Regions from separate parts of the Homo sapiens genome. Here region 2 is linked to region 1. Evidence: chromatin contacts called from ENCODE Hi-C or POLR2A ChIA-PET data. All regions are on one chromosome and are shown on one strand. The core of a region is the stretch at or near the end of the contact, and the rest is flanking DNA. Distances in the headings are between cores, read along the strand shown.

The links. A loop is a pair of places that touch in the nucleus more often than their neighbours do. ChIA-PET counts read pairs that join two places held with the same protein, here RNA polymerase II (POLR2A). Pooled maps may share reads with other maps.
Region 2: a map with no recorded cell type shows a loop between it and region 1 (2.2-fold over the local background). The contact joins the enhancer-like site here to the promoter of ISLR2 in region 1. A Hi-C loop is called at or near these places in 1 of 37 single-sample maps with no recorded cell type and 2 of 50 pooled maps. POLR2A ChIA-PET finds 5 or more read pairs at or near these places in 1 of 52 experiments (OCI-LY7).

The regions. Positions count from the first base shown.
Region 1 is chr15:74,127,666-74,132,576 of GRCh38, reverse strand. It overlaps ISLR2 (immunoglobulin superfamily containing leucine rich repeat 2), which reads right to left and starts at 1,991. Exons shown (of 3, transcript NM_020851.3): 1 at 1,956-1,991; 2 at 1,261-1,370. It overlaps LOC283731 (a long non-coding RNA gene), which reads left to right and starts at 3,299. Exons shown (of 3, transcript NR_152622.1): 1 at 3,299-3,612; 2 at 3,953-4,561; 3 at 4,844-4,911. RefSeq lists a silencer at 1,175-1,374 and enhancers at 867-1,775, 1,776-2,685.
Region 2 is chr15:74,509,885-74,514,795 of GRCh38, reverse strand. No RefSeq gene overlaps it. Among named protein-coding and RNA genes, the nearest start is that of ARID3B, 29 kb to the left of the region's middle. RefSeq lists enhancers at 2,218-2,277, 2,588-2,637. Within about 2 kb of position 2,580, at least 9 of the 41 ENCODE cell types and tissues checked have a DNase peak (open chromatin) inside an H3K27ac peak, as active enhancers do.

The DNA.
Region 1 (4,911 bases), core at 742-3,241:
GTTCAACGGATGCTCCCTCCCAGGGCCCTAATTTCCTTTTCCAGCGGCCCGGTATATCGCCCTTTTTTCTCTTCCTACTCCTTCCTTCACGCTGGAGCTGGCCCCTCCGTGGGCTCCGCAGCTCGCCCATCTCCAGCGGGCTCCTCACGTACCCCTCTCTGTGTTTCTAAGCCTTCGTTTAACCTGGTGAAATGGATCCTACCCAAGAAGGACATTTTTGTCCGTGACTGGCTGTCCTCCCTGGAACCTTTGTCCCACGCACAGCACTCGCACACACGCCCATGCAGGCACACAACAATACAAACAGACGCGGGGCTTCATAATCAAACCGCCAACTTCTGCAGGGGTTTAGAGGACCTGATGCTCAATTAGGAGGCTCACAACACATTTCCTAAACTCACAAACACATATGCACCCAGACATGGACACAATAGACCCTGCAGACCTCATTGTTCTCTTAACCAGCATTTGTACGTGTTTTCCACCACGGTACAAAGCGCTTTCCTGTCCATTGTGACAATTGACAGACACAAGGACACAAGTCCTCACACGAACCGACCCACCCACAAGAACACAGGCATGTGCCTGTGTGTGCATACAGCCCTCCACTGTGACCGAAACCCAGCAGAGAAGCAATAGGAGGACCTGCACTGCACGACTTGAGATGTGGGATCTGGGGAAGCCCATCCCCATGCCCTACTGCATCTAAGGCCAAAGTCACCTGCCCGGGGCTGCAGCTCCTGTGAGGGGAGAAGAAGGGCTGCTCTGCCAACCTTCCTTACGGGGAAGGAGGTTCTCCCCCATGTTTGGACCAGGTGTGTTGGGAAAGCGGTCACTAGAGCTTCCTCTCAGGTCCCTCAGGCGGCTCCCATTGGGCAGAGGCGTCCTCAGCCAACAGGTCATGGGGCTGCCACTAGCTAATGAAGCTGGAGAAGATGAAAGATTCTGCGCCTTTCTCCACAGCTCTGCGGTGCCTAAGGACCCCCTCCCCATAACACCTTAAGCCCGGTCACACAAACGAACTTGCACAGACTCCCTGCCCCCATTTGGAGCGCCTGTCAGGTTTGGCAGAGCCCCTCCCACAACTTGTCTTTGGGAACCTGCTCCTTCACTCTGCCTTTGCTCTTCTGGGAGGGTCCCTTCCCTCCCTTCCCGGTTCCTGCCAGACAGCACCCCCACCAGCCCCGCACCCCATCAGGTGCCCTAGGCTGGACCTAACCCCACCTGGGTCAAGGTTGTGGGGTGGCCCCCATTGCTTACCCAATATTCGCCGACTCTCAGTAAATGTCCTGGGGCTGAAACCCCTTCTCCAGACCCGGCGTGGCAGAGCAGGGAAGATAGCCCAAGCAAGATACACGCATGTGTTGTGGCTGTGGGGAAAACGGGGGGCGGGGGGCAAAGAAAGGGACAGGTAAGTTTGGGGACTTGGTGGCCCCAAAGTACCACTTCAATTTTTCCTTTTGCGTCCGTTTCCCCCACCTCTCTGGCTGCAGGTTGGAGAAAGTCCTTGCGCACTCCCGGGCCTGGCGGGGACGCGCATAGCCTCTCCCGCCTCCTGCTTGGTCTACTTTTGTTAAAGCCACGGAGACCCTCCCCAAGGCCAAGACACGTCGGTCATAAGGGGCATCCCACGCCCACTGTCCTGGCTGGGCTCTTCGCAGCCTACTGCACCCCCATAACCCACGTACCCCCACATTTACACAGCCGCTGGCATTGTTACTGTCCCTGATCACACCACCTCCCCCACCCCACGTTCAAACACATTCGCGCACACAGTCCCTCACACCCTCCCCATAGCCGACCTTCACAGTTTACAATCATCCATGGTCAGGTAATAATCGCATCAATGTGTTCAGCCCCTGCTACATTCACACGCATTTTCACGGGCACACCTGCACCCGGGACACTTACCGTTCTCCTCTCGCACACGCATACACACATTCACGCGAACTCACCCTCACGCGCCTGTCCCGCCAGCGCCCGCGAGCTTCGCTGCTAATTGAATGCAAGCCGCTTTTACGCCCTGCAACACGTGAGACAAACCATCTTTGAGGAATTTGGGGGAAGGAAAGGCGCGCGGCTGAAGTGGGGGGGGAAGGCGTGTCTTTGCCTTTAAACTCTTTTTGCAAATGCAGGCGGTGGCACCGACAGACTTCGAGCGGGACCCGCTGAGCTGCGCGCAGCCGAGCTCGCGCGGACCCTTCCCTCCCGCACCCCCCGCTGCTAGCCGCCTCCTCCCCGAAGCCACGTTCAACATGATGCATAATTGATAGTGTTAGCAGAGCGCCGCACCCTCCCTACCATTTTTGCCTGGATCTGGGCTGATATAAGCCCTAGTCTCCCCCGCCCCGCCGCCCCAACCCCCCCGCCCCGCCTGCTAGTCTAACCCGACACCAGAACGCACAGCCCTGCAGGGCGTGCTGGGAAGGGACACCCCCCTCCCCAGCCCACCGCAGCCCTGCCCAGCCTCTTAAGCCGGAACTCTTTACTTCTGGTCTTTTGTGGCTAAACCAGCGCTTGAAGCCCACTGCCCGACGCGTTGGCCTGCGCGCACCGCGGGACAGGTGGAGCAGGGGGAAGCTCTCTCGAGCGCACCCAAGCACCTCACTCCAGGTCTTGCCTGCTCCAGGAGAACGGGGCACGGAAGCTGCAGCAGACAGTAGCACAGACAAGGATGGTGGCAAAACGTCCGCTACTCTTGAGCACGGTGGGCTGGGGACTTCAGGCCCGAGCATTTCTCCCATATCTGCCCCCCATATCTTCACAGCCTCTCAAGCAGACACACGGTCAACCCCACACGCACTATCCCCCAAGCCGCGGTGGCCCCTCACCGCCCCGCCGTCTCACACCCTCACACAACAGCCGGCTTCGGCAGACTCGCTGTTCCCGACTGTCGCTCCCTAGCTCTGATGAAACCCCGACATTTCTTTCAGCGACGAGGAGGCGGAGGCGCGGCGATGTCGAGGCATTTGGCTAAAACCCGGTTTCCGCCCCCCTGCGCTGCCCACGTTAGCCCTGGAGACAGCTACCGGCCATAACCAGGAAAGGGGTTCAGGCTCCGGGAGACACGCAGAATCCCCACCCATTCTGTAGCCACTGAGCTCTCTGGGAGCACCAAGCCCCACAGCCATCACCCCGGGCCATGGGGGTCTCTCGATGGCGAGGGTTTGGGGCTTCCGTGGAGATCAATACCCCGATTTGAGTGTTGAGCATCTTAATGAGCTAGGGGAGGGGGTGGGGAAGAGAGACAGGCTAAGAGCGCAGCGTCTAAAGAGACCACCCGGCCCGGGGTTCCGAGGCTGCTTTGTAAATTAAATATGAACAGACTGGTGCGCTCACACTCCAAGCGTCCCTCCCTCTCCCCTACTCCTGCCGTCGCTACGGGCGGCCCAGCGGGCTGAGACCATCGCATCTTGCTCAGCCCCAGTTCAGAACACAGAACTTCACACCGCCTGCTCGGGCCTGGAGTCCCCCCCCGCCGACCCATGGGGAGGGCGCAAGGCGCCTTTCAGGGAAGGTGTCTTCGAAAATGGTCGAGGGGTGAGAGCACTGTGACCCGTCCCTGCCGGGGATCCTGTGGTGGGACAGCCAGGATTGGGTCCCTAGCCCGGGGTGAGTCCCTGAGGTTTCTAGGCCTTGTGGGGTCGGGAGAAGGAGGCAGACGGCGGGGCCAGCACACCCTTCTTTGTCTGCCGAACAAGGTGGGGGTGGGGGCGGGGAGCGGCGTCTTGGGCAGTTGTCCGGGTGTTGGGAACCCTGAGGGGGCGGTCTTGGGAGCCTGTGCCTGGGAAGGATATTTGGAGGCAGGGGCCCAGCAGCGGGAGCTGAGTCCGGTCCGGCATGGCGTGTCCAGGGGACTTTTCGGGACTGAGTGAGGGGCGCCAGGCGGGGAGGCTCAAGGCCCTCCGCCGGTTTTTACCTATTTTCTTTCTTTCTTTTTTGCCTTCCGCAGGGAGGCAGAATCTGGGTAATGGAAGGGAGAATGGGCTCGCTATCTGCCCAGAGCTTCCCTGGACTGCAGGAACCCGTCCTATAAGCAACCCCGAAACTTCGGGGCCCGAGGACCAGGGAAGACCCCCTTTCCTTGCTGTCTTGACAGGGTTGCAGAAGCCAAGGAGTTCGGCAGGGAGACGGGGCTCCTGGGGTGGTTAAGGACGCGGTGACCACCCCTGGGCGGGAGCTGACTCCCGCGGGCCCGGAGGCTCTAGCTCACTCTACAGCAAATGCTTTTGTTCCCGGAGGCTGCCCTGGGGGAAAGACGCCCCTTACCCCTGCCTTCGACCCTGGAGAGCCCAGTGCCCGCCCGGGCAGGGCTGGAGCCCGAGTCGCCCCAGGCAGAGTCCGCCGAGGCCTGGGGTGGGAGCCGCGACTTCTGGATCTGCCTCCGAGCTCAGCTAGAAGACTGCGCGCACCTCGTCCGGCGCCGTCCGGCGCGCAGAAGCGGGTCTAATGTTTATAACGTTAATAATGACAGTTAGGGAGGGCTGTGGAGCCGGGAACCAAGACCTCATCCCGCCGCCGCCCACGTCTTTGATCATTAAAGAAACAGACAACTAATCAGGTGTGTGGAAGTAGGGGTGGGGGAGGGGAGGGTGACAAGGTTCCAAGCCGCTAGCGCAGAGGGTCCCAGATTCAGAATCTGCCGAATCCAGACTAAGGCTTCTAACCAGGCTGGAGCCGACCCCAGACAGACCCAGGAATGGAGAGCTGGAGCCCCTGGCCGCTTTCTGCGGATCGACCCTTAACTTCAACGTCGCGAACCCGGAGCGTCGGGAGGGTGGGGAGGGTTGAAACCGGTTGGATCTGGGGACTTGCTCCAGCGACTCCATCCGCGCTGTTCTAGGGCCCAAGCCTGGTCCGCGCGCGCCCCCTGCTGGAAGCCGCTTGCCGGGCGCAGAGGCGGGTCAACGG
Region 2 (4,911 bases), core at 1,331-3,830, 380 kb before region 1:
GATGAGCCACCGTGCCCCGCCTGCAGTTTCTTCTGCATAAATGAATACATGGCTTTTCCAGTTGTTTATTTACAATTCTTTATCGAGACTCTAGGCATCTGGTGCTACGCCTCCACCTTCCTTCTGCTGAAGTCCACTTACTTTCCCGGCAGCTTTCTTTTTTTCTGAGATGAGGTCTCCCTCTGTCACCCAAGCTGGAGTGCAGTGGTGCGATCTTGGCTCACTGCAACCTCTGCCTCCTGGGTTCAAGTGATTCTCCTGCCTTAGCCTCCTGAGTACCTGGAATTACAGATGCCCACCACCACGCCCAGCTAATTTTTGTATTTTTAGTAGAGACGGGGTTTCACCATCTTGGCCAGGCTGGTCTTGAACTCCTGACCTCAGGTGATCTGCCCGCCTTGGTCTCCCAAAGTGCTGGGATTACAGGCATGAGCTACCACACTTGGCCTGCAGTTTCTCCTGCATAGATGAATACATGGCTTTTACAGTTGTTTATTTACAATTCTTTCTCGAGACTCTAGGCATCTGGTGCTACGCCTCCACCTTCCTTCTGCTGAAGTCCACTTACTTTCCAGGCAGCTTTCTTGAACAGGATCCAAGGCAATGCTTCTCCAGAGCTCTTGCATGTTTGTATCATACTTAGATTAGAGAAAATATGTTCATTTGACCCATTGTTGCAAGTGCTGCTATATCCCAAATCGCAACCTCTTCTCTACCCCACAGGATGCCTGCATTAACCCTTAACCCTTTACACATCCCAGACAACTCAGACTTCAGCCCACTGTGCCTCTCAAAGACGAAGAAACACATATTCTACTATGTGATCCCAGTAAAATTCGTTTTATTAGTGTGAGGTGAGGGGCATGTACCCCTTAGGATGAGGTTGGAGGCAATGACTCAGTGACTCAGTTCAGCAATAGCTTTTTCTAAAACCTTGAGTCTTTTTTTTTTTCAATCTCTTCAACATCTTTTGCAGGCTGCGGATGGGTAGTGAATGAAGATTGAAAACTGGTTTTCTTTTCTTTTTTTTTTTTTTTTTTGAGATGGAGTCTTGCTCTGTCGCCAGGTTGGAGTGCAGTGACACTATCTTGGCTCACTGCAATCTCTGCCTCCTGGGTTCAAGTGATTCTCCTACCTCAGCCTCCCAAGTACCTGGAATTACAAGCACGTACCACCACATCCAGCTCATTTTTGTATTTTTAGTAGAGATGGAGTTTTACCATGTTGGCCAGGATGGTCTCGATCTCCTGACCTCGTGATCCACCTGCCTCGGCCTCCCAAAGTGCTGGGATTACAGGCGTCAGCCAGCGCGCCCGGCATGAAAATTGGTTTTCTATAATCTTCTTTTGCAAATCCTGTATTGGTGGACTTGCCCGTAACTTTGAAGTGTGACCTTATTGTTTTGGTGTCTCGGCCAAACTTGAGACGAGTGAGGTTCCTTTAAATATCCTATGTATGACATAACTCTGGAAGTACACATAAGGAACAGGAAATATTGGTTACCTTTGGTGGGGAATTTATTGGCTCAGGGCAGCAATGAGAGTGAGAATTTTTCACATATATACTTTTTTGAACCATTTTAATTTAAAACCATATGGTATATAATATCAATTCAAAAATTTAAATTAAAGAAATGTACCTCCTAAATATATTATAGTCATACAATGGAACACTTGGCAAATCTTAAAAAGAATGAGCTATATATCCCGATGTACAAAAATCTCAAAGAAACTGGTGTGGTAGTGTGTACCTATAGTCCCAGCTACTTGGGAGGCTGAGACTGGAGGATTGCTTGAACCCAGGAGTTTGAGTCCAGCCTGGGCAAGATAGCAAGACCCCCACCTCCACCCCACAATTACCTCTAAGGAAAAAAATAATAAAAAGAAAAATCTCAAATATCTTAAACTTGATTCTCATTTCTTAACCACAGAAAAGGCCTTTTTTTTTTTTTTGAGACAGAGTTTTGCTCTTATCACCCAGGCTGGAGTGCAATGGTGTAATCTCGGCTCACTGCAACCACTGCCTCCCAGGTTCAAGCGATTCTCCTACCTCAGCCACCTGAGTAGCTGGGATTACAAGCGCCTGCCACCATGCCTGGCTAATTTTTATATTTTTTGTAGAGACGGGGTTTCACCATGTTGGCCAGGCTGATCTCGAACTCCTGACCTCAAATGATCTGCCCGCCTCGGCTTCCCAAAGTGCTGGGATTACAGGCGTGAGCCACCGCGCCCGGCCAGAAAAGGCTTGTATTTCTCGTACATGGGCATGTATAGTGCAAGATGGACAACTTTTCAGGGCAGCTGTTTCTGCATCTGGTGACTCAGGGATCCAGGCTGTTTCCATTTTGTGGCTTCACCATCTAAATGCGTGGCTTTCACAATTGCTGCAGCAGGGGAAGAGAGAGCTGGAGAGACATAAAATGGCACTAAATGCTTTGGCCCAAGAGTGCCCAATATCATTTCTGTTCATAGCCCTTGAGCCAGAACTAGTCTCATGGTCTCAGCCTCACCGCAAAGCAGGACAGGAAATGTTGTCATCCTTTATGCCCAGAAAAAAGGAAATGAAATGAGGTTCAGTATCATATGGCATCGTGTCTACCACAAAGACACAAACAAGTAACAGGAGGAAGGGTCCTGAGGATCTAATATCAGGAGATTTACTTTTCACTATACTATTCACTCTATTTCTCTTTTTTTATACAACAAAAAGTGAGTATGTATACATACTTGTTCACTGTATTGTTTTGAATTTTTTAACCATTGGCTTGTGTATACTTTTTCAATGAAAGACTTTGTAATTTTTGCAATGGATGCTAAGATTAGTGGGTAAAAGTTTTATGAGGAACAGGATATAGTCTCAAAATATCTCCCCACAAGATACTTATTGGCCAGGCATGGTGGTTCATGCCTATAATCCCAGAGTTTTGGGAGGCTGAGGCCAAGTTGGGAGGATTACTTGAGGCCAGGAGTTGGAGATCAGCCAGGGTAACATAGCAAGACCTGTCTCTACAAAAATAAAATATTAGCCAGGCCTGGTGGCGTGCCTGTAGTCCTTGTTACTCAGGAGGATGAGGTGGGAGGATCACTGGAGCCCGGAAATTTGAGGCTGCAGTGAGTTATGATTGCGCCACTGCACTTCAGCCTGGGCAACAGAGTGAGACCCTGTCTCTAAAAAAAGAAAAAAAAAAGATACTTATTAACTAAAAATCGACAAAGAATAACTTTAAAGTGGAAAACTGGCAGACACCACCTTGACCTAAAAATAAAAATTAACATCACCAGTAGTCAGTAATGTGCCTCCTGATTTAATAAACCAAGAACACAGCATCAGTTTTAGAATATTCCTGCCAAAAATGTATAGCCTGAATCTAATCATGAGGGGAAAAAACAGATAAACCTAAAACAAGAACCTCATACAAAATATCTGGCCTGTATTCTTCAAGTGACAAAGGATCGTGGGAGGCAAAGTCAGACTGAGGAATTATTCCAGATTAAAAGAAACTAAAGAGATTTCTCAACTAAGTGCAGTGTGTGATCCTGGATTGGATCCTGAGCCAGAAAAATAATTTTTCTTTCTTGTTTTTGAGACAGAGTCTCGCTCTGTCGCCCAGGCTGGAGTGTAGTGATGCTATCTCGGCTCACTGCAACCTCCGCCTCCTGGGTTCAAGTGATTCTCCTGCCTCAGCCTCCTGAGTAGCTGGGACTACAGGTGCGCACCACCACGCCTGGCTAAGTTTTGTATTTTTAGTAGAGCCAGGGTTTCACCATGTTGGCCAGGCTGGTCTCGAACTCTTGACCTCAGATGATCTGTCCACCTCGGCTTCCCAAAGTGCTGAGATTACAGGCATGAGTCACCATGCCTGACCTTAGAAAAATAATTTTTCTTTTTGCTGTGGAAAACATTATTAAGACAGTGGAGGATATCTGAATAAGGTCTCTGGGTTAGGTAATATTATTATATCAATGTTATTATTTTTATTTTATAATTGTGCTACTGTTATACAAGAGAATACAATATTCTTGTTTTAGGAAACACATACTTAAGTATTTAGAGATACAATTTCATCCTGTTTGCAATTTATTCTCCAATGGTTCTGGAAAAATAATTTCATATATCATACATATATTTGTGTGTGTATATATGTCTGTATGCATATATATTACCTGTGTGTGTGTGTGTGTATATATATATATGTATATATATATATAGAGAGAGAGAGAGAGAGAGAGAGAGAAATGATAAAGCAAATGTGGTAAAATGTTAACATTTTGAGAATCTTAATAAACGTCATATGGGGCCGGGCGCGGTGGCTCATGCCTGTAATCCCAGCACTTTGGGAGGCCGAGGCATGCAGATCACAAGGTCAGAAGTTCAAGACCAGCCTGGCCAACATGATGAAACCCTGTCTCTACTAAAAATACAAAAATTAGTCAGGTGTGGTGGCACACACCTGTAATCCCAGCTACTTGGGAGGCTGAGGCAGGAGAATTGCTTGAACCTGGGAGACTGAGGTTGCAGTGAGCCATGACTGCACCACTGCACGCCAGCCTGGGCGACAAAGCAAGACTCCGTCTTGGGAAAAAAAAAGAAAAAAAGAAAATGATAAAGCAAATGTGGTAAAATATTAACATTTTGAGAATCTGAATAAAGGGTATATGGGGCCGGGTGCTGTGGCTCACGCCTGTAATCCCAGCAGTTTGGGAGGCCAAGGCGGGCGGATCGCTTTAGGCCAGGAGTTCGATACCAGCCTGGCCAACGTGGTGAAAGCCCGTCTCTACAAAAAACAAAAAACAAAAAAACAAAAAATACAGGCCGGGCCCTGTGGCTCACACCTGTAATCCCAACACTTTGGGAGGCCGAGGCGGGCGGATCACGAGGTCAGGAGTTCGAGACCAGCCTGGCCAGTATGGT